Linked DNA regions of Homo sapiens: region 2 is linked to region 1. A link is an interaction called in ENCODE POLR2A ChIA-PET data of the cell type or tissue named here. Cell type or tissue: PC-9. All regions are shown on one strand. Each heading gives the region's core, and the rest is flanking DNA. Links, peaks and the distances in the headings are about the cores only.

Region 1 (6,256 bases), core at 882-4,881:
ATTAACCTGCAACACTCTGAATTAACTCATCAGGATACTCTGAAATGCCTGCTTTTTCAGGCCTTTATGCAGGCAACGCCCTCTTCCCGGGATGCTGTTGCCTCCCTGACACAGCCCAGCAATTCGCTCCTTTGTGAGGTTAAATGCCTGTCTTTCTTGTGTGCCCCAAATACTCCATGCACATTTTATCACTGCAATTCTCCCTGCCTTATAATTGTGTACCTTTCTCTCCCTCAGGACTATCATTTTCTTATTATCCACAGTAAGTCTTCAGACATATTTGTTGAATTTATAAGTGAACGATAGGTGGAGACATTTTTTTAATACCAAGGTTTCACTTCATCACTAAGTAACACTGCTTTGTTTTTGACATATCTTAAATATGCAAGCCATTTTCTAAAATAGCTTGAATAGCTTTTTCCTACTTCGTTTTCCTCATTTTCTTAATCTATCAAAATATTAGTACACCAAAGACCACAGATATACAGGAAAGGTTATATGCATATAAAGAGGCACATTTATCTAAAAATCACTACATTTTTTCTGGTTTTCAAGGATAAAAGTTTACTTGTTGCATGCCCATATAATTAGATACTAGATAAACAGGATACTGAACTTTCCAAGTGTCATTACACAGCATCCCTCTCAAGCTGGAAATGTGTTTACTCAGCACATCGGGGAGTCATCTGCTCATATGATCAGCAACCAGGGTTTATGAAGAAAATTACAGCAGTAAAGTATTATTTCAAACACTGCTTGTGTCAGGACTAGTCAACATGCAAAACATTCTCAAAGTCAGATAACACACAAAGGCAGCAAGTGTGGGGTACTTAACCGCGCCCGTGGATACAGAGGATGTTATGGATGAGATTCAGGGGCCTCCCTGCAACTTTACGCACAACTTCGGATATATTTACTTTTCTGTGGAGTGGGTCCACAGCTTTCATATCTCAGGGATAGCAGCACATATGTATGAGCTCTGTGACCACAGGCATGCTCCTAACCTCTGTGTTTTCACTGACTCATTTGTAAAGTTACCTAACCTGTGTTTATTGAATCACTTGTAAAATAACAGGATTAGCATAAGCATTAGATCTCTAAGATAATGCAGCTTTAAATTCTATATTTTCCCTAATCCATGCTTCATGGAGATGCATTCATGCAAGACTTAGTAGTAACGGAATATTTACGACATGTCAGGCATTGTATTAAATACTTCACATACAATGCCTCATATGTGAAATCCTCAAAGTAATCAAAAAAGGTTAGATACTATTATTCATCTTATTATTATTATTTTAGTATATTTAACATATTATTATCATCATCAGGACTGTCCCACCAAATTATAATTTCTATAAGGGCAGGAACCTTGTCTGTTTTATCATATTCTTCCCTGTCCTATGAACTCTATCAAAGTTCTCATATGTACTGTATTTAGGTTTTAGGAATACAATTTGATTAACATAACCTTCCCAAAGAGAACACTAGTTCATCAAAATGATCTCTGTAATTGGTGAAATTTTAGAATATTTGTGAAATAGTGAATAAGAACACCTATATAACCCTGCCTATAATATCCTGCAACAGCAAGAATCTGTTCTTAAAGAATGTGTGCTTCAACCAGTATCCATGGAAGTGCCTTCATTTTCTCTGCGGCCTAGGCTTTCCAGCCCAGGACAGCAGCATTCACCCAGGGGTTCTGGTACATACATTTGTCCCTCTTGCTCTGCTATCCTCCTGACCACATCCCTGGCTTGCTTTGTGTCCAGACAGACAGATCCTAATTGCAGTACATAATGAAAACTTTAATAGAGTTCATGGGACAGTGAAGAATGAAATTTAATATAATCCTGAAGCAAAGGAAAATTTGACAAAGGATATGGCTGGGTCCATAAGCAAATGGTAATGGGTGAGGGGAATAAAGGGAAAATTGGGCTCTTCAGGGTTGGGAAGCAGAAGAGGAACAGGTAGGCAAGAAGGAATGGGAGGACACAGAAAGTGAGGTGAAATGAAGTCCCATTATAATATTGTTTGGCTCTTTCTAGTCATGCATGTGTTTCAATGCATTTTTGAACAGACTTTTTATTGAGCACCTTTTATGTGCCATGCACTATGATAAAACATACAAGTTTCCTTCCCCATAGAAATTATAATTTGGTAGGACAGTTCTGATGATGATAATAATGATTAATATACTATAGAATAATAATAATAAAAAGATAAATAATAGTATCTAACCCTTTGGATTATCTTTGTTTAGTGTCTTATTGATACTTTTGTAGCATCTCACCTTAGCTAACCCTCTGGTTTTAGCTACCTTATCCCATCTAAGTGCTGAAAGACTTGAGAGATATCCTCAGTAGGATGGTCTGAGATAAAGATAAGAAACCTTCCTCATCTTTGACTGAGAGAGGAGTGACCTACTGGGTTGCTTCCCTCTCTTGTCTTTGCTTCCTTTCAGCAGCCTGAATGCTAAGGCACCAAGAAAATCATCACTCCAAGGGAAAGGTGCCTTCTCTTTTCTATTTTAGGGTCTTAGCAATTGCTCTCCTTTTGCTTAGTGCACTCTTCTTCCATAGCTTTGCGTCATTGCTTCCTAATATTTCAGGTCTCCATTGAAATTTTACATCCACAGATCATCCTTGACTCCCTAGCTGGAATGGGCTCCATACTAGTCACTCTCCAACACACTATTTTCTTTTATCTGCCTTTATTGAGGTTTGAATGTTTCTATGTATGCATGTACTTCGCTGCTTACATGCTTATGATCTATTTCCTCCCACTGCTATGAGTATTCCTGACAGCAGAGGTTCTGCCTGTCTTCCTCACTGCTGTATCTCCAGGGCACTGGACATGCCTTGTCTGGCTTACAGTAGGCATTTATGAAACTATATTGCAGCTCTTGCAGCTCTGAAATCTCCAGTGGGATATATTTGAGGGAAAGAAACTGAGGTAAACAGAATCTGCTGTAGGGATTACTGTCCTCACTCTGACAGTCCTTGGCTATATATATATAGTCCTGGCTGAAGTGCCTAAAATACCATGGGTGTTCCGAATAGTCAATTCCGAAGGTCAATGGTCCTTTACTCTCTAGCTTTGTTTAAGAATTCAGCTTAGGGCCAGGCGCGGTGGTTCACACCTGTAATCCTAGCACTTTGGGAGGCTGAGGCGGGCGGATCAAGAGGTCAGGAGGTCGAGACCATCCTGGCTAACATGGTGAAACCCCGTCTCTACTAAAAATACAAAAAATTAGCCGAGCATGGTGGCGGGTGCCTGTAGTCCCAGCTACTCAGGAGGCTGAGGCAGGAGAATGGCAGGAACCCAGGAGACGGAGCTTGCAGTGAGCCGAGATTGCACCACTGCACTCCAGCCTAGGCGACAGAAAGAGACTCCAACTCAAAAAAGAAAAAAAAAAAAATTCAGCTTAGGAGGATGATGCTCACCTTTATTTTGCTGTTGATAATATTGCTTTTGTTTTACCAACTGGTAAATTTTAGGTGAGCATAATTAGAGTCTGCAAAAGTTATTATAATTGATAATCTTATCTTTTTCAACCCCTGGGCTGTTCTCCTCCTCTCTTCCTTCTCCTCCTCCCTTCTCCATCTTCTTCCTTTTCTTCTTTTTCTATTTTAAATAATCATTTTTATGTAAAACCATTCTTCATTTGAGTTTTATTCCCAATGGAAATAACGGCATCACTTTAATTAACTACAGAGATATACACAGCTAAGCAACTGATATGACAAAATAGGTTTTTTATTTTAGAAAGTGTTATAATGGGTATTAGCAAATTTCAATGTATAAAATAAAGTAGATTTTATTAATAAAAGAAGAAAGTTTTTGAGTAGCTTTCCAAGCTTTCAAATGACTTGACTTTTTATTTTTGAATTTTAAAAAATGTACCTCACATTAACACAGACACACACGCAAGTGGGCTATTTATACAGGATTGTCTGTTACCTGATATATTAATAATATGGCCAGTGATAATAATAACAATAATAGCCTCAGACAGTTGAGTAATTAATAAGTTCCAGGCAAAGTGGTTTATAAAAGTTATCTAATTTAATCCTCAAAACAACCTAATGTCATGCAGTATTATCACCATTTTACAGACGATGAAACTGAGCCATTAGTCAGTATGCAGCAGAGCTGAAATTCATACCCTTGTTTGTTCAGTTCTCTGTACACCATCTACCGGGGGGAGCCTTGTAATTGAATACCTTTCCAATAATCTACTCAGTAGTCTTCTCAGAAAGATTCCTAACCATCCAACCATTCATTTGTTCTCCAGCAAAGTAGATTTGTGGCAGGAGATCCTAATTTATTTAGATAATCATATCTCGCTACCAAATATTTGACAACATTATCCATTCTGCTTAATTATGCTTTCTGAAGGTATCTGTTATCTTTAATGGGGTAGAATCAGAAAAGAAGGCTGAACAGGAGAGCAATAAAATGAAATGAGGCAAATTTTATGAATCATATTTTCCCAAGAAAGGGTCATTTCAACAAACACACGGTCTAGCCATGTATAAGGCACTGTATAGAATTATGCATAGGAATGAGATACACATCCCAACTTCAACAAGCAGATAAGCGTGTATCTGGAGGAGACAGATATATACATAATTTGTGATGGTAAAAGGTAGAATTATTGTCATCATTTATTGAACACTTAATACATCCTATGCATTGTGCTAAGTAATTATCATTTTAAAATTTTATACCAATTCCAATTATTACTCCCATTTAAAAGATGTAAAAGCAAAGGATAAGAAAGCTGTTTAATATTGCACCATTCCTAATGGGTGAATCCTGCCTTCAATCTAAGGTATGCTTTATGGTAAGGCACTGGTCCCATATGGCTATGCTGCCATGCCCTGGGTGGGCACTGTGACAGGTGCTAAAAGAAGGTAGAAGGTTGAATTCCACACATCAAAAACTGTGATATAAGCATCAATCCCAACCAAAAATAAGTTATCTTGATGTTATCCATTAGTCTCCACAGTTTGCTAGAGTAAAAAACCGACTAAAAATGTACATTGCACTTTTCCAAAAACATTATGAGCATGAACCATGTAGATGTGATTCCAGTGTAATAGGCTCTTGCAGTCCTGGATACCTACTACTTGTAGCTTTAGGAAATGTCCAGGTACACCTGGAGAGTCACTGAGGCAGGAAGAGCAGAGATGTTCCATGGGAGGTATGCAGGTAGAGAGGTAGATATGAGAAGGGAGGTGAACTTGACCTATGATCTATCCTAACAGCTACTCTTCATTTTCCAAGAGCACCTTGACTTCTCGTGTGCTGTTTTTGTTTGTTTGTTTGTTTGTTTGTTTGTTTTTAGACAGGGTCTCACTCTGACACAGGCAGGAGTGCAGTGGTGGCATCACTGCTCACTGCAGCCTTGACCTTCTGGGCTCACACAGTCCTCCAGCTTCAGCCTCTGGAGTAGGTGAGGTTACAGGCATGTGCCATCATGCCTGTTTTGTTTTGTTTTGTTTTTCACTTTTTGTAGAGACAGGGTCCCACTATGTTGCCCAGGCTGGACTTAAACTTCTGGGCTCAAGGGGTCCTCCTGCCTCGGCCTCCCAAAATGCTGGGATTATAGGCCTTAGCCACCACACTCGGCCACGAACTAATCTTAAGGCTCATATTTTTCTTGCATCTAGTATTCCTTAAAGTAGGGGTTGCAAAACAGCTGACTCTAGCTCCTAAATGTGTTTAGCATTCTAAAATTTATTATTTAAACACACTTGAAGAGGGATTGCCATTTTTAATCCCACTATCTCCCTATTAATTTACACCTGGCCTACTTCCAGTTTCAAGCCTGGTCTCTTAAGTTTATAAACCCTGCTTTAAAGCCTCTCCAAGTAAAATTTAAACATGAATAAAGTGATCTTCCCAGTACAGTGGTCAAACCATATGTGATCTATCCCTGCTGAGCCAAGAATCAAACAGAAGAGTTTTGTCAAAAAGCCACATGATCTAGAGTCTCTACATACCTGGAGGTTAAGCTCATTCTATCTCTTAAAATTTGTTTGTCAAAATACTTTGGCTTTAGTGGGCCATATTTAAGGCCAGAAGCCTATTAGGAGGCAAAAGAGTCTGTAGCTATTCTCAATGGACACAGACCAACAGACCAGTAGAAAAATACACAAGAATGTTGTAATATCATCATTTCAAAAAAAAAACACAAAATTGAATATACTGGTGGAGGTAAATAAGCCAGGAGAGTGATGCCAAACAG
Region 2 (6,256 bases), core at 952-4,951, 630 kb after region 1:
CAGGAAACAGTGAGCACAGTGATACCAGGAAAGGCAGGACCAGAATATTTTAATATATTATAAAGTGATAGTAGGTCACTGAGATAAAATATAACCTTTAGAAGAATGTGTTTTATGTGGGTTATAAATGGAGTCACAAAAGAATTTTTGCCTTTCCAAATTATTTACCTTGCCTGGAGGCAAACATTCATTTGGAAAAAGGAATTAGTTCCCACAATAGTAGTCAAAAAAATTGTTTATACCATGAATAATTTCTCTGTTTTATGTTTATCTCACTCTTTCTCTAGATCTCTAATTTTAGATTCAAAATGATTAATTTTTAAAATACTTTGAATAAGATCATTCTAGATTGACAAAACTAGTATAGTTCATACTTCTTTAAAATTTTAAATATTTGGTCATTAATTATGATTACTTGTAAGATTTATATAACAAGAGAAAAAGTTAATTTGTAAAATTGAAAATTTTACTGGAGACATTAAGCTAAATATTTGAATTAGAATCAAACTGCTCATACAATTATTCTCAAAAATGCCACAATGGTTCTAGATGTGATTACCAATCTGTACCTTCATTCTCTTAATTCTCCTGTTTTCTCTTCGACTCTTCCTTTCCAAGTCTCCACCAGGTCTCCTATTCCTCCTCCACCCCTTTATACCTCCTTATGAGTCGCCATTCCACCTTTCACACACCCACTGATCATCTTATTTGTTCTCTTTGAAAAATCTCTCTATTCACACGTGTTTAACTGTTGTCTACATGCACAGTGTCTTGGTCAGTTTGGGCTGCTAAAACAAAGTACCTTGGTTTGAGTGGCTTAGACACAACAGAAATTTATTTCTCCTAATTCTAGAGACTGGAAGTCTGAAATCCGGGTGCCAGCATGGTTAAGTTCTGATGAGGACTCTCTTCTGGATTGTAGACCGCCAACTTCTACTTTTATCCTCACATGGTAGAAAAAGAGTAAAAGAGTTCTTAGGGTCTCTTTTGTAAGGGCCCTAATTTCATTCATGAGTGCTCCACCCTCATTACCTAATTATTTCCCAATACCTCGCCTTCTGATATAATTATATTTGGGAATTAGAATTTCAACAAATGAATTTTGGGTGGACACAAACGTTTGGTTTATAATACTTAGATTATCACATTTTACCCTGATCTTTCCCTAACCTTACAACTCCTATATCCATTGAACATATCTACCTGGAGATCCATGATGACTCAAAGGCAACATTTCTAATAGTGAACAATACACCATTTTTTTAGCCAGTTTTTTTTTTTTATCCTTCCCTATTTCTGAACACAGTTCATGAAACCATTGTGTAGCTTCTGAGAAGTAAAGCTAACTTTCCTACGTTTAGTCCCTATTATTTGCTAGCCTATTTGTCTTGGTTTTGACTCCCTTTTCATAATTCTGCATATGCTTATCTCACAACTACGGCTCTTCTCTTTCAATTTGAATGGCATTGGATTAACACACAAATCTTTCCTTGACTGTGAGATCTGTTCAGTTTCTCAAAACAACTAGTTTTCAAAATTTTGTTTTCTAATACCCTGCTTCAAGGAGATTAACTAAGAGATAAATTATTTAAAACATACTCTCCAAGTTTCTTCAATTCCCGTGGTCCCCATGGACTTCAGCTATAGCTTTTATGCAGCTCTTCAATTAAGAATCAAGCCTGTACAATAAACAAATGCTGTTTAAGAAAATTATATAAATATACTGATTTGATTCACTTGAGTATAAGTTCCCAACTCAGATAAATCTTTAAAGTGCATAGTATTAATTTTTCATGTCATTCATTTTCCATTTCCCAATAGTTATACAAACAATGATTTCGGAGGTCAAACCAGCTATCTTCTCCCCAGTGTAACTTTATCTTTATTTCCCACAGACACGAGAACTATCAAATACCAATTCTTTTGATTTCTCTTCCTTCCTTCTCCATACCTATATCTTTACTCATTCTCATGTAAATAGATATTGTGTCCTGAGTGAGATTTTTCTGTTGTTTTACAATTGATGCTAAGACCCAAAGCTAAGAATAGAAATTCCTAAGTACCTCATATTTTAAATTCAGAGATCCAACTATTGGACTAGCCATCTTCCATAGGGATAATTGAAAAGTACCATCATAGAATGTATACTCCACCATTGCTTCACCAAATCTACCTGATAAAATAAGAGAACCCATATGGGAGAAAATGGCAGTGCTCCTTAAAAGAAGCTACTCTTCCCTATGGGAGGCAGAGTCTGCTTCCCCTTATCAAATCAAAAGAGAAAGGACTACTCTTGAGTATGATAAATATAATTTACATATCCCTTAGGAAAAATCTGAGTAACCAGTAGGTACTCAGAAATTCATGGCTAAATTATGCAAATAACATCTGTCTTATTTTTCCAGAATCAGTGTTGCTCTGTGCACTCTTTCTTGAAGGTTGGGAAATTGCCCTTGAAGAATTAGTAGATATAGACCAACAAAGCTATGAGATATTTCAAAAATGTAACTGTCACAAGATAATGAATAATGCTATTGGTATTCATCTGGCAGACCCATTGACTCATTATTTGAGCTGAAGGTAAACAGTTCATGTTCTTTACTACATTATCATCAGTGCCAGAGAGACAAAATGAGATGTAGTGGGATAGGTATACACAGAGCCCATCCAGCCTCAGTCTAAAAGAAGTTTACTGATAAAGCGTTCCCTCATTCAAATGTACAATTATCTGCCTAATTGAAAACTGAATTTAAATATTTTCCTGGGGGAAAAATGCCAGTTTGATGCTCTGTTTTTTTTTTTCTTTTAAAGTCTTTGCCGATGTAAAATGAGAAAATTTTATTGCAGGGTGCAATGATTTAGCATGCATTAAAATTAAGTATCTAAAATATCTACAGGGCCTGAAAAGGTATATGGAAATGAGCTGTTTTCCAAGTTAATGCCACAGGAAATGACAGCTAAGCTGATCTCTTTTTCCCACAGCCTTTTAATGATGCATTTCTCTTAGCATTTGAAAGGACTTTAGATCTAGCAGGTTTCAACTCTAGGGTATAGCTGATTCAAAGTGAAATTAGTGTTGGGTTCTAATATGTTAATTCAGAAATAACTGGTAGATTCATTTATAGGAGCTCAATTTCCATGAGTGATATGTAGGCATATAGGCAAACTTATGAAATGAGCAATGTTTATCTCTAGTTGCTCCAGCCTTTCCATTTTCTAACCTGCCTTGATAATTTCTACAACTTTCATATCTTTTTTTTCTAAAGATGTTCTCTGATCCTTCATTTGACTAATCTGTACATGCAAAATATAAGTTCCTTTTTCCTTATAAACCCCTTTTTGTTACACATCAATAGACCACAAGAACAAAGGACAGTAATATAGTTATCAGGATATTGATTTGGAGTGAAAATTATGAGAAAAAATTTATGGGAATGTTGTATATGTAAGGATTGCAAATATATATTATATTATCACATATAATTTTAAAAAGGTACAAATTTATATATTAAATTAGCTTTGAAGATATTCTACACTATATTTTGTCTATGAGAAAATTGATGACAGATGAGTTAAAGAAACTAAACATGACACAAAGTTAAATTTAATCACAATGGTGGCTTTATAATTTTTTGAAAATGTTCAACATAGAGGAAGGTAAGAATTAAAGGTCTCAGTTTGTTGAAGTCAATATGTAGATGTAATCGGCAATATGAAGCCACTGTGAAAGTCCTATCACATTCCTTGTGTTTTGTGGAACACTGGATGTTGAATTGTAGGACTAGATTTTTCATTCTCAATGTCATCAGAATTATGAACATAATATGTAAAACATCATTTATTAGCAACAGTTTTAAAAGCTATAGCTTCGTATTGGTAAAAATGAATTAAAAGAAAAATATTGAGATTTTGAATTTATTAATATTAGGAGTAATTCTATTCAGAATAAAAAAACAACTATCTAAGCTGAAATAAACTTTAATATAATTAAAAGTAACATATTATTCATAGGTGATGTCGTTTGTTACAACAATTCTACATACTTTTAAGGACTGTTTCAGAAATTTGTTCTGCTGAAACTGACTCATATGAACTCCTTTCTTCTCATTAACTACCCTGAACTTTTTCTATTTCCAGTGCACATTGTCTTTCTGCCAACTCTAAACCTCTAGGCATAATCCAGATCTCACAAAGAGAGGTGAAGATACAATAATCGTGGGGACTATGTGATTAAAGAGTTTTTGGCATTGGACCCATATCCAGATGATTCAGTTAGTTGCATTGGGCTTATGTCCAGACAAGAAGGTTACTGAGGCCAGACACATCTCCTTTTAATGACTCTGGGAGCTCTGTAGTTAGTACTGGTAACTACGTCCTTACAGATGTAGCACAGCTCCATGGAAGTAGGTAACAGACTAACTTTTGTATTAGTCCCAGCTCAATCCATTAATAGTTTTGTCTTTAGCAAGCAATTTCAGCAACATTTACATCTATTTAAAGCAATTTTAAAAATAGTTAAATGAATAAAGAATATAAAAACTTGTAGGGCTTCAGAAAATACACTTCCAATAAATGATAAATATTATTAGCTATTTTTTCATGATAACTTGTCTAATTGTGCAAGTCAGTATTAATGAAATTAATAAAGTTAATGTCAGGTTGATTAATACATGACGAAAACAATTTCAATTTACTGTCACACATTTTAGTATAAAATATAATAATCATATGTAAAATATAGAAAATTATATAACAAACAGTAGTATACTCACCACTCAGCTTTAAAAAAATTTAATATTTGTCCATATTAACTTTAGAGCTTATATTGTTTAAAACTTGAATCAATATAGATACTGGCAGTCATTAGTGAACAATTTCCACTCCATTTTTTTCCCTCTCAACTTAAAGGGAATCTTCTAAGTACATGTAAAATATTTATCTTAAGTTTTCATGCTTTTAAAATATATTAGAATCAATAAGCTTTAGAAAGTTTATATTTTTAGATTTTTACATTTAGGTATAGACTATTCATTGTATGGCGGATTAAAGCTTTCCTTACATATATATATTAGGCTTTAAAACTCTGCTTTCTTATTAATGAGCATTGAGGTAGTTTCAACTATCTTGCTATTATAAACATAAATCTTTGTGCCTCTTCATTTTTAAAGTGGAGATATTAATAGAAACTCCCTTATAGGGATTGTTGTAGAGAATAATATGGCCAATAAATATAACAATTGTTCTTAGGCAAAATAAATACTATGTGTGTCTACTATTAATATAAATAATATTGCAAGGATTCTTTTTGTATTCGCCTCTCTGACTCTATGTAGAATAGGAATGATATCCAAAAGTGGAAATGTGTGGTTTTCAGGTGTATACCTCTTCCCTTTTACTGTAGTTTTCCATTCTGCTTTCCAAAGTAATAGTACCATTTTATGTTCTCAGGGCTTGCAGTAGGTTGTTTCTGGACATGGATTCTGGAGTCAGATTCCCTGGCAACCAGCTGTATGACCTTGGCAAAATATTCCTCGGCTACCTAGTTTTCTAATTCATCAAATAAACACAACAATATTATCCATTTTCCTGGGTTGCAGTAGAGACTAAATATTTATATACAGTAGTTAGAAGAGTGTCTGCAACACATTAAGTATACAATAAACATTAGCTATCGAAACCATCACCAGCAGCATAGAAAAGTTCTCTTTACTAGTAGCTCAAATTGCCTGATTTGACTTTTTTTGTTTGTTTTCTGCTTTTTGCCAAAATAAATGAGTGTGAAGCAGTTTTTCATGTGTGCTTTAATGTGCTTTGCCCTAATTCCTAGAGATCGTCTTTTTTGAAGGAGCCCAACTCCACTCTATCTGCTCTGTTTCCCTCTTCACATGTAATGATTTTAATCCTTGACTTGGTCCTGAAACCAATCCCAGGCCAATTCCTCCTGGAGGCCATAAACTTTACCCTGGTTCTCCTCTCAGTTCTACTCCCTACAGATAATTTTTTTCTTTTTGAATGAGGCTATGTGCTTTTAACTTTTTTCTTATTGTACTTCATAAGACACATTTTCACAGTAATTTCATTTCATAGTCATTTTGTGTTGGGACCAGAGACATTGCCTCCAATCATGAATTTACAGGTCTTAACTAGAATGTAAAATGTATTTTTTTTCCCTGATAAAATTATTTATGTTCACTACAGGCAACATATAAACAGATTAATTGAAGTTGAAATAACACCCCATTCTACCACCAAAAAT

Evidence for each region. ChIA-PET counts read pairs that join two places held together with the same protein. Peaks named below come from ENCODE experiments on the same cell type or tissue, not always from the same donor. Only the 100,000 strongest peaks of a DNase experiment are listed, where the experiment ranks them.
Region 2: POLR2A ChIA-PET joins it to region 1 with 15 read pairs; 1 of 35 experiments calls an interaction of 5 or more read pairs at or near these places.

Annotation. Positions count from the first base shown.
Region 1 is chr11:103,987,738-103,993,993 of GRCh38, forward strand. The region is part of intron 3 of PDGFD (platelet derived growth factor D); the gene reads right to left. Among named protein-coding and RNA genes, the nearest start is that of DDI1, 46 kb to the right of the region's middle. In PC-9, for the core only: no CTCF peak of the experiment used is centred there; a DNase peak (open chromatin) is centred at 1,044.
Region 2 is chr11:104,621,187-104,627,442 of GRCh38, forward strand. No RefSeq gene overlaps it. Among named protein-coding and RNA genes, the nearest start is that of LINC02552, 15 kb to the left of the region's middle. In PC-9, for the core only: no CTCF peak of the experiment used is centred there; a DNase peak (open chromatin) is centred at 2,535.